4 separate regions of the Homo sapiens genome follow, and all the other regions are linked to region 3. A link is a contact called in ENCODE Hi-C or POLR2A ChIA-PET data. All regions are on one chromosome and are shown on one strand. Each heading gives the region's core, a stretch centred on a gene start or an enhancer-like site at or near the end of the contact. The rest is flanking DNA. Distances are from core to core; before and after follow the strand shown.

Region 1 (2,700 bases), core at 149-2,648, 940 kb before region 3:
TCATCACCTCCACCACCTCCTCCACCATCCCGACCTCAGCCTGGCCTGGAAGAAAGTGCAATGAGTGTGGAAGCACAAGACCGATGCTTCCACCCCAGCTTTGCCCTGCCCTGGGCCATTCCACCCTTCTGAGCCTCCATTTCCTTATCACTGAAATGGGGAGAATACTTTCTGGCTGGCTTCGTTTATTGTGAGAGTCAAGAGAATAAACGTTTGTGAAAATACTTTGAAAACAGCCCCCACCTATCAGTTCTCCACCAGGTGAATTCTCCCCTCTCATCCTCGGCACCAGCTCCTACCCCATTCCTCCCCTTCGAGTCTCTCTCTGTAGATTTTCATGGCTTTGGGCATTTTGTTCACAGCTCTGTTGACATTCCCTTGACCTCAGAATTCTGGAGGTGCCTTAATTCCGACTTCCCCTATAGACGCCTCCTCAGGGCAGGAAATATGCCTTATTCATTCATCCTGTGATTCCAGTGCCAGGCCCAGGAAGGGCACATAGTAGGAGCTCAGTCAGCGCTGATTCCCTTTCTTCTACCAGCAAATCCCAGGGATGGAGGCCTGAAAAAGAACCCAGTAGAATTTAGGGGAGCAGACTCTGTCCTCCAAGAGAGAGGGGTTGGGGAAGAAGGGAGACAGGAGGAAAGGAGGGGAGTGGCCCTTTGCTATGCAGGCCAAAGGATGCCCGCTGTCACCACACACAGGCGCAAGGTAATACCAGTCTCCATAGGGTGACATGGTGCTGACTGGTTTTACTCAGCGATCCCAAGGCTGGGAGAACCTCTGAGAGCCTCAGCAGAGGGCCAAGCCACTCTTCCTGGTAGGAAAGCAGACATTCTGCCTAAAAGGGAAGTCCTTGGGTAACAAGTTCCACTTCATCACAGCCAGGGCACTAACCTAAAACCCTACCCTCTCCTCCTCCCCCACCGCACAGGCAAACCATTTCCTCTTCTGCTGAGCTCATGGAAACAAAGAACAGCTGTCCTCTCATTGATTGGTTTAAAAATAAGAGACTCTTGCTTTACCTCCCCAACCCCCCACCCAGACCTCTGATGACCAAACATCTCAGCACAGTCCCCCTCAGGCCTCCACCCACTCCCCTGGGGACAGAGGGGCAGCCCCTGGGCCGCCCACAGGCTCCCTCCTCCTCCCTGTGGGGACCAGCCTCTGCCTGCCACTGAGCCACACCCGTCTACCTTCGGTGGGGTGACTGCAGCTGCCCAGCCACTGGCTCTTACCAGTGTGGCCTTGGCATTCACACTTTGGCCACCATAATTTTGTCTCTGCAGTGGGCCTTGCACAAGGCTGGGAGGAAACAGCCTCTGTAGAAATCAAGGTTTCCTGCTCTGTGAGGGCTGATGCGGTGCCATGGAGATACTTCCTGTGACTTTGCCAGGCAAACTGGAGGCCAGGGGAAAGATCGGGAGTGTGAAGTCCTGACTTCTCAGCTACTCAGAAACCCCTCTAAGCCTCGATGTTTTCATCTGAAAAATGACAGTGGCAAACTGCTTATAGAGGGACTGTCAGGATCAAACGAGATATGGTTATGAAGGCGCATTGAAAACGGTGCCACCATGGACACACGAGTTGCTATTTCTGCCTGCCACCTCCACAGACCCCAGTTCACCACCAGCTGCAATCTCTACAAGTGGCCCTGCCTTCCTGAAAACCCCAAACCAAGACTTGCCTCCCTGGGCATCTGAGTCCACCCCATCCTCTCTCCTCGGGCTTACTTACTCAACCTACACCACAGGGAAATGCACCAGTTGCTTAAGAGGTGTGGAAAGTTTCCTCCAGTTTTTTCCATGGTTTGTGTGCTTGTCTTACCTGTCCCGCCTCCTTCCTAGCACCGTGGGAGTATAAGCTGGCTCCTCTGCAATGGATCCGTGGCCAGTACCTCTGTTCCCTCACAGCACAGGATAACAATAAGTGTGCCAAATGGAAGTGTGCGTGTGGGAGAGGGCACACAGCCAGATGGCTCCTTGGGGCAAAGCCTTATTTCTACCACATAGGACTTTGTAGACAATCACTCTCTGGCTATAGAGGGGTTTTGTGCTCATTTTCTGTTGTGAATCAAGCTAATTTTGGATTCACTGGGATACAATAGTGAACTGAAAGGCAGCTGCCTGCAGGAGGAGCTCAGAGAACCAAGCAGAGCCAAGCCCTGGGAAGCCTTTTAGAGGAAGATTTGCAGAGAAGGAGTGTGACAGTCATAAGTGTCCCACGCTCTCAGTCCTCAGCAGGCTGTCCCTCCCAGTCCCAGGTTCACCTTGCAGAGGTGTGGTGGAGAACAAGCGTGCCCAGCAGCTTCCCGTCTGAAAGCCAACTGGCACAGCCCACCTCCAGTGGGCCACCCATGTTTCTGGGGCCAATGAGCCTCTGAGCTGGGAGGTCCTGGCCAAAGAAATGCCCTCCTGCCTCAGAGAACAGAAAGTTCCAGAAGATCCAGGGTAGCTTTATTCCTGACTTAGCAAGCAGACCTAGAAGTGGGATGGAGAAGGGCTTTTGAATCTCCCTCCAAAGGTCCAGAGAAATCTCCTTGGAAATTTGATTGATTATTGATTATTGTAACAAGAGTTTCTCCTCCCCCAGGAAGCTCACCAGAGTGGTCTTCTTCTAATAGAGGCGGAACTGTGTGATGGGTGGTCGGAGGTTCCGGCTGCTGTGCCAGACCGCTTGGGTTCAAATCTTATCTTTAAC
Region 2 (2,700 bases), core at 135-2,634, 540 kb before region 3:
TAATGAGTTTCAGACCAACTTCACAAATAGTTCATACACTGAAGCCACAATGGTATGTTCTACAGAAAAATCAACACGTAAAACAGCTCCTTTTTCACTCTTCACAATCGTACACACTTTCATGTGCTCACATACATACACAGAGATACCCCTAATTTGGTGGTTCATCTTATTTTTTTAAGCTCCCATAACTGGCAACCAGCTACTTAGTTATCTAACCTGGGAAAACCAGCAGTTGCTTTGTGTCACCCCCATCACAATACAGACATCCAGCTAGTTTCTAAGTTCTGTACAATTTTAATTGTTTCAAGTCCATTCCCATATCTTTGTTCCCTCTGCTAGCTTCAGGGCCTTTCTGAGCTAGACTGATGAGGTAATAGCTACCTGATACCTTACCTCTACTCTTTTTCCTCTCTTCAATCTAGCCCCTCTATTTATTCATAGGTTATCTTTCTGAAGCACAGATAGGATCATTACAGTGCTTAACATACAGCAGACAGTAAATATCGAACAGTTATTTCTGGCCTAAAATTCCACAGATTCCCATTGTTCATGTTATTAATGTTAAATTCCTTAGCATGACATTAAAGCCATGGAGCTCTGGGCCCACTCTGCCTTACCTACCTCTACTACCACTTCTCCCCACGTGTAATGTGGGTCAGCCACAGTGGTCTACTAACCATTCCTAAATTTGTTCTCACCCTTGTTCATATATAATACTGTTCTGTCTGAAATAATCTTGCTTTCCTGACAATCCTAGTTAATTAAGAGCAGTGGCTTTAGAGTTGTGCTGCAACCTTTCTGATCTTTACCTTTCTCATTTTGTGCACAAGCGTGCCGACCCCGTAAGGAAACTGATGATTTAGTAAGTTTCTAAAGGCGCTTTGACACATTTTGCCGCATAGTAAATGGTCACAATGAGTAGAAGAGACCAGCAATTAAAGTTTCCACGCATCTTTTTCCAATACCGAAAAGATACATGCCCCTCTAAGTAGTTTCCTATAGAAGAAGCTAATGTGGCTAAAACTTGATGGGAAGTCCGACCCAGATTCCCTTCATATTGCCCCCAATAATGTCCCCATTTATTCAGGAGACTAAATTCAGATCCCAGAAAACTAAACAGTAAGGTCAACCTAATGATTTGTCTAGGTTTTAAGTGAAGCCCAGTGGCCAGGTGGGTATGGAGATGTGTCACTGGTGCCAAGAAGTGTCCCTGTCACAAAGCCTGCCGACACCTAGCCACTTAGGTTAGGCAATGAATGAAGGCGCTTGCGCAGTAGAGTCCAGAGCGGGGAAGCGGGCGCCTGCGCAGAGACATAGTGACCGTCCGCTCGCCGCCCCGCCTCTGCCAAGCCGCGCCAGCGCAGTGAATAACGAGCCAGCAGAGACAGCGTCTGCGCAGCCGTGGCTGAGGAGCCTGTGGCGGCAGCGGCGATGGAACCAGCGGAGCAGCCGAGCGAGTTAGTGTCAGCCGAGGGCCGAAACCGGAAGGCGGTGCTGTGCCAGCGTTGCGGCTCCCGGGTGCTGCAGCCAGGGACCGCTCTCTTCTCTCGCCGACAGGTAGGGAGGCAGGTTGGAGGCCGTTTACACCCACAGTCTCCCCCGACGAGCCGCCGCAGTCAGAATCTGAACCCCGGCTCTTCAATTTCCGGCAACCGCGCCCTCCTCGCGCGGCCTTAAGCCCCGCCCCTCGGGCCTCAGCTCGGCGAGGCTCCGCCCCTGGGGCCGCTGAAGGCTAGGGAGGGAACCGGGTCCCGCCCCGGCATCTTTTGCCGCGGGAACCCTTCCCTGGGCCACCCGGCCCAGCCAGCCCGGCCCTCTGCCCCCGGGGGGGCTTCGAGCGCGGGCCGTGCGCCCCGCCGCCGTCCAAGGCCGGTGCTCCGCGGGCGCGTGGAAGGGAGGCGCCCCATTCCGGCTCTCGGAGCTCCCGCCAGCTTGCAGGACCCGGCAGGTGCCTCTCGGCCGCCGCTCACCGCGGGTGTTGCTGGGTTCCTTTCCCACTTTAGACCTCACCCGCCAGTCCTGAATTCACCGTCTCATTTATGACGGGCACCTATCTGCTCCACAGAGGATCCCCAGGAACAACTGGTGTTGGGGACGCGGCAAAATAACCCTGGTAACCTACCCACTTTACCGAGGCACTGGAAGCCTGTGGTTTTCCAGATGAATCATATTTCAAGTGCAGTAGATCCCTGACGTCCTGGAAGTAAATTTCGAAGAAAAACTTTTTTTTTCCCTTCAGTTTAGGGATTTTAATACCCTTCCTACCACCATCATCGCAAGTGAGAAAGTTGAAAAAAAAATTTATTTCGGTAAACTGTGTTGAAGTGCAAATATAATGTCATTTCAACCATAGACACATCCTATCATTCAAAATTATTTCTAAAAATATGCAGATCATTTTATTATTTCACGTGCTTGAACAGATGGTGAAGTGTAATGTCTAGTAGAAGAGCAAGAGGTACCCATTCGTCCAAAACAGCCTTTCATCAAAGGAGGAAAAAAGGGAATCTGTGTCTGTTGTTTTGTAGGTATTTTGATGACTTTTGATCTAGAGATTGGTGGAGGTCCCGGGGTTCTTTTAAGACTTCAAGGTTTAGGAGTAGAGTTCTCAATTAATTTTACGAAGTTAGTGGCATTATGGAGTCAGTGGAAAGAACATGGATCTTGGAATTGAAACATACATGGAATTGAGTCCTG
Region 3 (2,700 bases), core at 57-2,556:
TGATGAAGTTCCATTTGAGGAGAGAGGGGTAGTTAGTCATGGCAGTCAGTAGACAGAGAATATTGCTGCATTAGGTGACAGAAGTAAAGGTGTCGTTACCAAGCACAGATTATCCACAATCCATATAGTATAGCTATACATGGGGCATGGGATTTCTATAGAGCACTTTAGAAAAAAAAATAGAAAAATAGAAAAGCTATTCCATAAGTATCAAACAGAGGTAATTCAGTAACTTAGTTCTCCATAGGAAGCTCTCAGGGAGGTAGCACTGCTGAGAAGGAAGTTAAGATACCTAAAACAACGAGGTCCAGCGTGTTCTAGGAGCTGTAGCCTAGAGGCAACACAAACTGTTTTGAAGTACTACAAATCAACAAAACAAGAGGTGTGGTTTCAGACCTGCTTGTCTTTACCCAGTAAAGGGCTTTACTCTTTAAGTGATATAAGATATTCTATAACGGGGACACACAACAACTGAATTTTCTGAAAGGGCATCAAACAAATGACACTGTGCCTATGAGTGACGCGGTGTGCAGGCACGCCAACCAGACATAAGTGAAGATAACTAATCTACAGGGATAAGACCAGGGACAAAAATCACCAGTAACCATGACAACACAAGTAGGTGGAGGGAAATACAAACACTGACCAAGCAGCGGGGTGACGCTATTCCTAAGACCCTGGGGTCAGAAAAAGACTTGATTAGTGGAGGAAGCTGGCCAAGAATGAAACCGATTAGCCCAAAAGGGCAGTGTCCATGCAGAAGGAGTCGGCGGCAACACTGATACTCCCCATGGGGTGGCTCGCAGGGTCAAAGGCTCATCTGTAGGAGACTGGACGCCTCTAAGACCAAGAAAGGAGTTACCTGGTGCAGGGCTGTCAAGCCGTCCACGTTGACCGTGTTGATATCAGCACCTCTTGCCAGAAGCTTTCTCACCTCGTCGGTGTCCCCGCTAGAGCAGGCGGCCAGAAAGACAGCACCGTCCTCGAAGCGGACCCTGGGGCTCCCGCGCCTGGTCAGCGGCTGCCGCCCCGCGCCTCGTCGCTCCGCAGGCTCCTGCTCTGTCAGCGAGCCCCGCCAGCGCCGAAGCTGCTCTGCCCGCCGCATTCGCGCCGACTCTGCCCGCTTCCCTCCTAGGTGCTCCAGTTCCGCCATTGCTCCGGCCTCGGCAGCTGCTGCCAAAACTACCAACACTAAATTACTGTTGGGGCTCGAGTTGCCGCTGCCGCCTCTCTCAGAGCGCTTCAGCCCGGAGCAGAGGGCGGAGACCCTCGCGCCGCCATCTTTACTCCTCCCGCCAGTAGTACCGCCCGCACGCTCCCTCGGCTTCAATACGCAGGCGCTGCCCGGCCTCGGGTCATCACGGGACTCGTAGTAAGAGGCCTGCCCTAAGTGCACTTGGTGGCCGTAAGGGAACTACAAATCCCTGGATGCATCAGAAAAAAGGCGAGGACCGGCGGCTCTCTCTTTCGCCACGGGACCCAGTGGGGTCACCTTTGCCCTAAAGCTGGAACTGTCTCCTGGACTGGCGTCAGCCTCTTCCTCTGGGCATTTTGGGAGTTGTAGTTTATTCTTGTTATGACTAGTAACTAATCTTATCTCCCTAATTATCACATCAATTCTTTGGAGTGGAAAAAAGGCGGTAATTATTCCTGTTTTCTGGAGGAGAGAACTAAACATTAAGTACCTAAACGACTGGATTCTATATCCTAGTTCTAAGTCTAGGGTTTTATTAACATGTGTATTAATCACGGTAAATGTGAATGAGCGTGGGGAAGAGGAGCATACATACAGATACAGTATTACATGTTTTACATAAATACTGTCAACTTACTCCAGGCCCAGAAAAGATCTTGAAAATGATGCATTCAGATGTAGTGAAAAGAGTTTAAGCTGTGAATTTAAATTGAATTCACAGCCGCAGACAAATTACTTGACTTCTCTTAGCCAGTTTTCTTATGTGTAAAATGGGAATAACATCTCACAGGGTAGTCATGTGGATCAAATGAAATAATACATGCAAGGATGCCTAATACTATCTTTGGCACATATTGGATCCCAATAAATAATTTCTCTTCCTTCTCCCTCCTCCTCCTCCTCTACTCTTTTCATATACCTTAAATTTTTACAAGACAGAATAGATGTCTTCCATGATTTTTATTTCTTTTCTTTTGAGACAGAGTCTCACTCTGTCACCCAGGCTGAGTGCAATGGCGCAATCACGGCTCACTGCAGACTCAACCTCCTGGGCTCAAGCGATCCTCCCACCTCAGTCTCCCCAGTAGCTAGGACTACAGGTGCCCACCACCACACCCACTATTTTTTTATTTTTTTGTAGAGACAAGGTCTCACCATGTTGCCCAGGCTGGTCTGGAACTCTTAGACACAAGCGATCCTCCTGCCTCAGCCTCCCAAAGTGTTGGTATTACAGCCCTGAGCCACTGTACCTGTCCCATGATTTTTTTTTTCAAAGCTAGAGAAAGATACTATCAAGCATACTAAATCATACTAAATTCCTAAGGTAGCAAATAGAACATTTTTATATTCACCAAGACTGGGTTATAAAACATGTATCTGTCCGATTGTTTTGTTTTGTTTTGTTTTGTTTGAGACAGGGTCTCGCTCTGTCACCCAGGCTGGAGGGCAGTGGCATGGTCGTGGATCACTGTAGCCTCAACCTCCCAGGCTGAAGCGATCCTCCC
Region 4 (2,700 bases), core at 29-2,528, 840 kb after region 3:
TGAGAAACACTCTTGCTCTGTCGCCCAGGCTGGAGTGCAGTGGTGCAATCTTGGCTCACTGCAACCTCTGCCTCCTGAGTTCAAGTGATCCTTCCACCTCAGCCTCTCGAGTAGCTTGGATTACAGGCACACACCACCACGCCTGGCTAATTTTTTTAATTTTTTTGTAGAAACAGGGTTTCACCAGGTCTCGAACTCCTGGGTTTAAGCAATCTGCCTGCCTCGGCCTCCCAAAGTGTTGGGATTACAGGCGTGAGCCACAGTGCCTGGCCAAATACTTCATTTTCTAGATCATAAGATGCTTAACTTTATTCCTGGCAAAAAGTTGATTCAGCAAACCAGGGCTTTAAGTGAAGCCGGTTGGGGCCTGAACCCTTGACACCTGCCCAGGGTGGAAGACATAGCAGCTGCATCTATGGGCCACCTGGGGTGTAGGGTGACCAGCTGGAGGCTGTGAGCTTCTCTGCTCCCTGAAATGCCTGCACGGGGCACTCAGGAAGGGCTGGGGACTGGGTGAGGAGGTGTGGACAGAATGTCCCCTGGAAACTGCCCCAGGGGCAGCTTGAGTGGCCTGAGCCTGTGTCTGTCCTACTGAAGGTTGGAGCCCCAGAGAAAAGCCTCTATGGAGGCACCCACTTTTCAGAACTGCTGCTTTTGCGGGAGAACACCTTTTTCCAGGTGTTGTCCTTAGGGTAGCAGGGAAGACTGGGAAAAACTGAGGGGCAAGAGCTGTTGGAGGGGGGAGTTACATTTATTGAGTGTCTATTACATGCCGGGTGCTGCTGAAGGTCTGCGGGTCCTACCGGATCTCCTTTTAGCCCCTCACATCCCTGTAGATTACACGCCGTTCACAGATGACCCTGAACCCAGAAGGGCTGTCTAGGCCCAGGGCCCAGCTAGTGAGTGGATGGGCAGAATCAGACCTGCCCTGGAAGGGTCTGTCTTACCCTGGCGCCCAAAATGTGTCCCTCACCCTCTGCCACCAGGACAAGTAAATTCGAGACACCCTTTCGTTAGGGGCTCAAGTTTATCATGGGTCTGACCTCTAAGGTCATATCTCCGCCTTCTCACCTGACAGACAGGAAACTCCTGAAATGCCCCTCGCACGTGCAAGACGTTTTCCGCGGTGGCGGCGACAGGGCGCACAGTGGGACCGCAGCACGAGCTCGGAGCACCCCCAGAGTCGGCGACTCCTGCCCCCGCCCCTGCCGGCCGGCCTTCCCGGGGCCTAGGAGGGCAGCACCGCCGGGCTTCGCGCCATGACATCAGCCCTGGAGTGGTGCAGTGTGCAAAGCCCACTGGTTGGCGTGGCCCGGGACACGCCTTCCGCGGAGCGGAACAAAACGGCGCGCAGGCCGGGCGCACCCAGCCGCCACTTCCGAGAGCGCCTGCCGCCCCTGCGCCGCCGAGCCAGCTGCCAGGTGAGTGCGCCCTGAGTCGCGCGGCTCTGCCCGCCGCGGAGGGGCGCCTGGGCACGCACTCAGCGCCTCCCGGTCTTGCCAGCCCCGCCGCAGCCCCGGGGCTGTCGCAGGCGGGGAACTGTGAGAAGTGACCGCAGTTAGCCCGGGCAGTGCTGCTCTTTTCTGGAGGCACTAGGTCCGTCCCCATCCCGGGCCTTCCTGGGCTTCCTGGACACAGTTGACTTCCGCGTGTGCGTGACCCAGGGCGACCCGGCTCCCCGCAACCGCCTGCAAGTCGGGCAGAACAATCGGCGATTCTGCGCGCCACTGACGCTCATTGTATGGCAGAGAGATGAGGGCATCCGTGCCACCCCCTCCCTCACCCTCCTGCTGGGGAGAAAATGCCCGCGGGCGGGGTGGGGCAAACATCTGGGCCTGACCTTGGACATCTGTGTCCCTGAGCGCAGGTGTGAGTTTTCCCTCTTGTGAAATAACTGCATGGAAACCTCTCCACTCCAAATCTTGGTGCTAGGTGGTGATGGTTACTGAAACCTGAAAGAGCCTGCAGTCAGTGTTTTGTGGCCTCAGTCCTTGAAAGCTGGGAAGTGATAAAGGGGCTGGTATTGAGCACATTTAAAGCAAATCACAATGTGTTAGCTAACAATCAGCCCTCTGAGGCAGGTATTGTATCTACTGGTACAGACTAGAGAATATTTTGCATGCTTCTGGTTCTGGTGCTGTTGTGAACTAACCAGGACCCAGGAATCGGCTGGAGCAATAGTGGGCTCAGGCTCTGCCTAGAGCCCTGGGCTCCAGCCACCCACCAGCTGCTCCCTGAGAGTGAATGAATGGGCAGGCTCTCCCCACGCTGGGATACTATCACAGTGGCACCGAGGAAATCCACTGGGCCCTGGTAGAAAGTATATCAGTATATCATGAAGAGGTGGCTTGGAGTCTTGGTGGGATTGTTTGGAAGGCAGAGTTTTGACTCTTGGATTTGCCACTTAACGCGCAGGTTTCCTTGGACAAACTATTTAACTTCTCAATGTCTCAGTTTCTTTCAGGGATGCTACTTGGGGAGCATATTACACAGAACCTCCAACACAGGAGTGATCTCTCAGTTACTGTCTTTCTTGTCCTCCCCTCATCCCTTGCCTTCCTCCCAGAAGCTAAGGAGGCTGGAGGTGCTGGTTGTCTCCCTCTGTCCTCTCAGACTGCATGTTGGGGATTTTCCCCAGGTGGGATTTGGGGATGGGTACTGAGCCTCCCCTCAACTGCTCTCACTCAACTGCTGCCTCCT

The links. A loop is a pair of places that touch in the nucleus more often than their neighbours do. ChIA-PET counts read pairs that join two places held with the same protein, here RNA polymerase II (POLR2A). Pooled maps may share reads with other maps.
Region 1: a map with no recorded cell type shows a loop between it and region 3 (9-fold over the local background). The contact joins the promoter of LINC01353 here to the promoter of PPP1R12B in region 3. A Hi-C loop is called at or near these places in 1 of 37 single-sample maps with no recorded cell type and 8 of 50 pooled maps. POLR2A ChIA-PET finds 5 or more read pairs at or near these places in 1 of 52 experiments (activated CD4-positive, alpha-beta T cell).
Region 2: a loop to region 3 is called in a map of CD8-positive, alpha-beta T cell, with 31 times the contacts of the local background. The contact joins the promoter of RABIF here to the promoter of PPP1R12B in region 3. A Hi-C loop is called at or near these places in 7 of 168 maps with a recorded cell type or tissue (CD14-positive monocyte, CD4-positive, alpha-beta T cell, CD4-positive, alpha-beta memory T cell and 2 more), 10 of 37 single-sample maps with no recorded cell type and 18 of 50 pooled maps. POLR2A ChIA-PET finds 5 or more read pairs at or near these places in 5 of 52 experiments (B cell, CD8-positive, alpha-beta T cell, GM12878 and 2 more).
Region 4: a loop to region 3 is called in a map of CD8-positive, alpha-beta T cell, with 9 times the contacts of the local background. The contact joins the promoter of CSRP1-AS1 here to the promoter of PPP1R12B in region 3. A Hi-C loop is called at or near these places in 1 of 168 maps with a recorded cell type or tissue (CD8-positive, alpha-beta T cell) and 8 of 50 pooled maps. POLR2A ChIA-PET finds 5 or more read pairs at or near these places in 1 of 52 experiments (CD4-positive, alpha-beta T cell).

Annotation. Positions count from the first base shown.
Region 1 is chr1:203,285,850-203,288,549 of GRCh38, reverse strand. LINC01353 (long intergenic non-protein coding RNA 1353) reads right to left here and starts at 1,398. Exons shown (of 3, transcript NR_117097.1): 1 at 1,239-1,398; 2 at 244-561; 3 at 1-45. RefSeq lists an enhancer at 393-1,592.
Region 2 is chr1:202,887,833-202,890,532 of GRCh38, reverse strand. RABIF (RAB interacting factor) reads left to right here and starts at 1,384. Exons shown (of 2, transcript NM_002871.5): 1 at 1,384-1,560. The coding sequence starts at 1,435. RefSeq lists an enhancer at 1,349-1,618 and a silencer at 1,689-1,978.
Region 3 is chr1:202,347,305-202,350,004 of GRCh38, reverse strand. PPP1R12B (protein phosphatase 1 regulatory subunit 12B) reads right to left here and starts at 1,306. Exons shown (of 24, transcript NM_002481.4): 1 at 863-1,306. The coding sequence starts at 1,153. RefSeq lists enhancers at 1,038-1,347, 1,019-1,559.
Region 4 is chr1:201,505,791-201,508,490 of GRCh38, reverse strand. It overlaps CSRP1-AS1 (CSRP1 antisense RNA 1), which reads right to left and starts at 1,278. Exons shown (of 2, transcript NR_160747.1): 1 at 1,072-1,278. It overlaps CSRP1 (cysteine and glycine rich protein 1), which reads left to right and starts at 1,368. Exons shown (of 6, transcript NM_004078.3): 1 at 1,368-1,421. RefSeq lists a silencer at 1,037-1,666.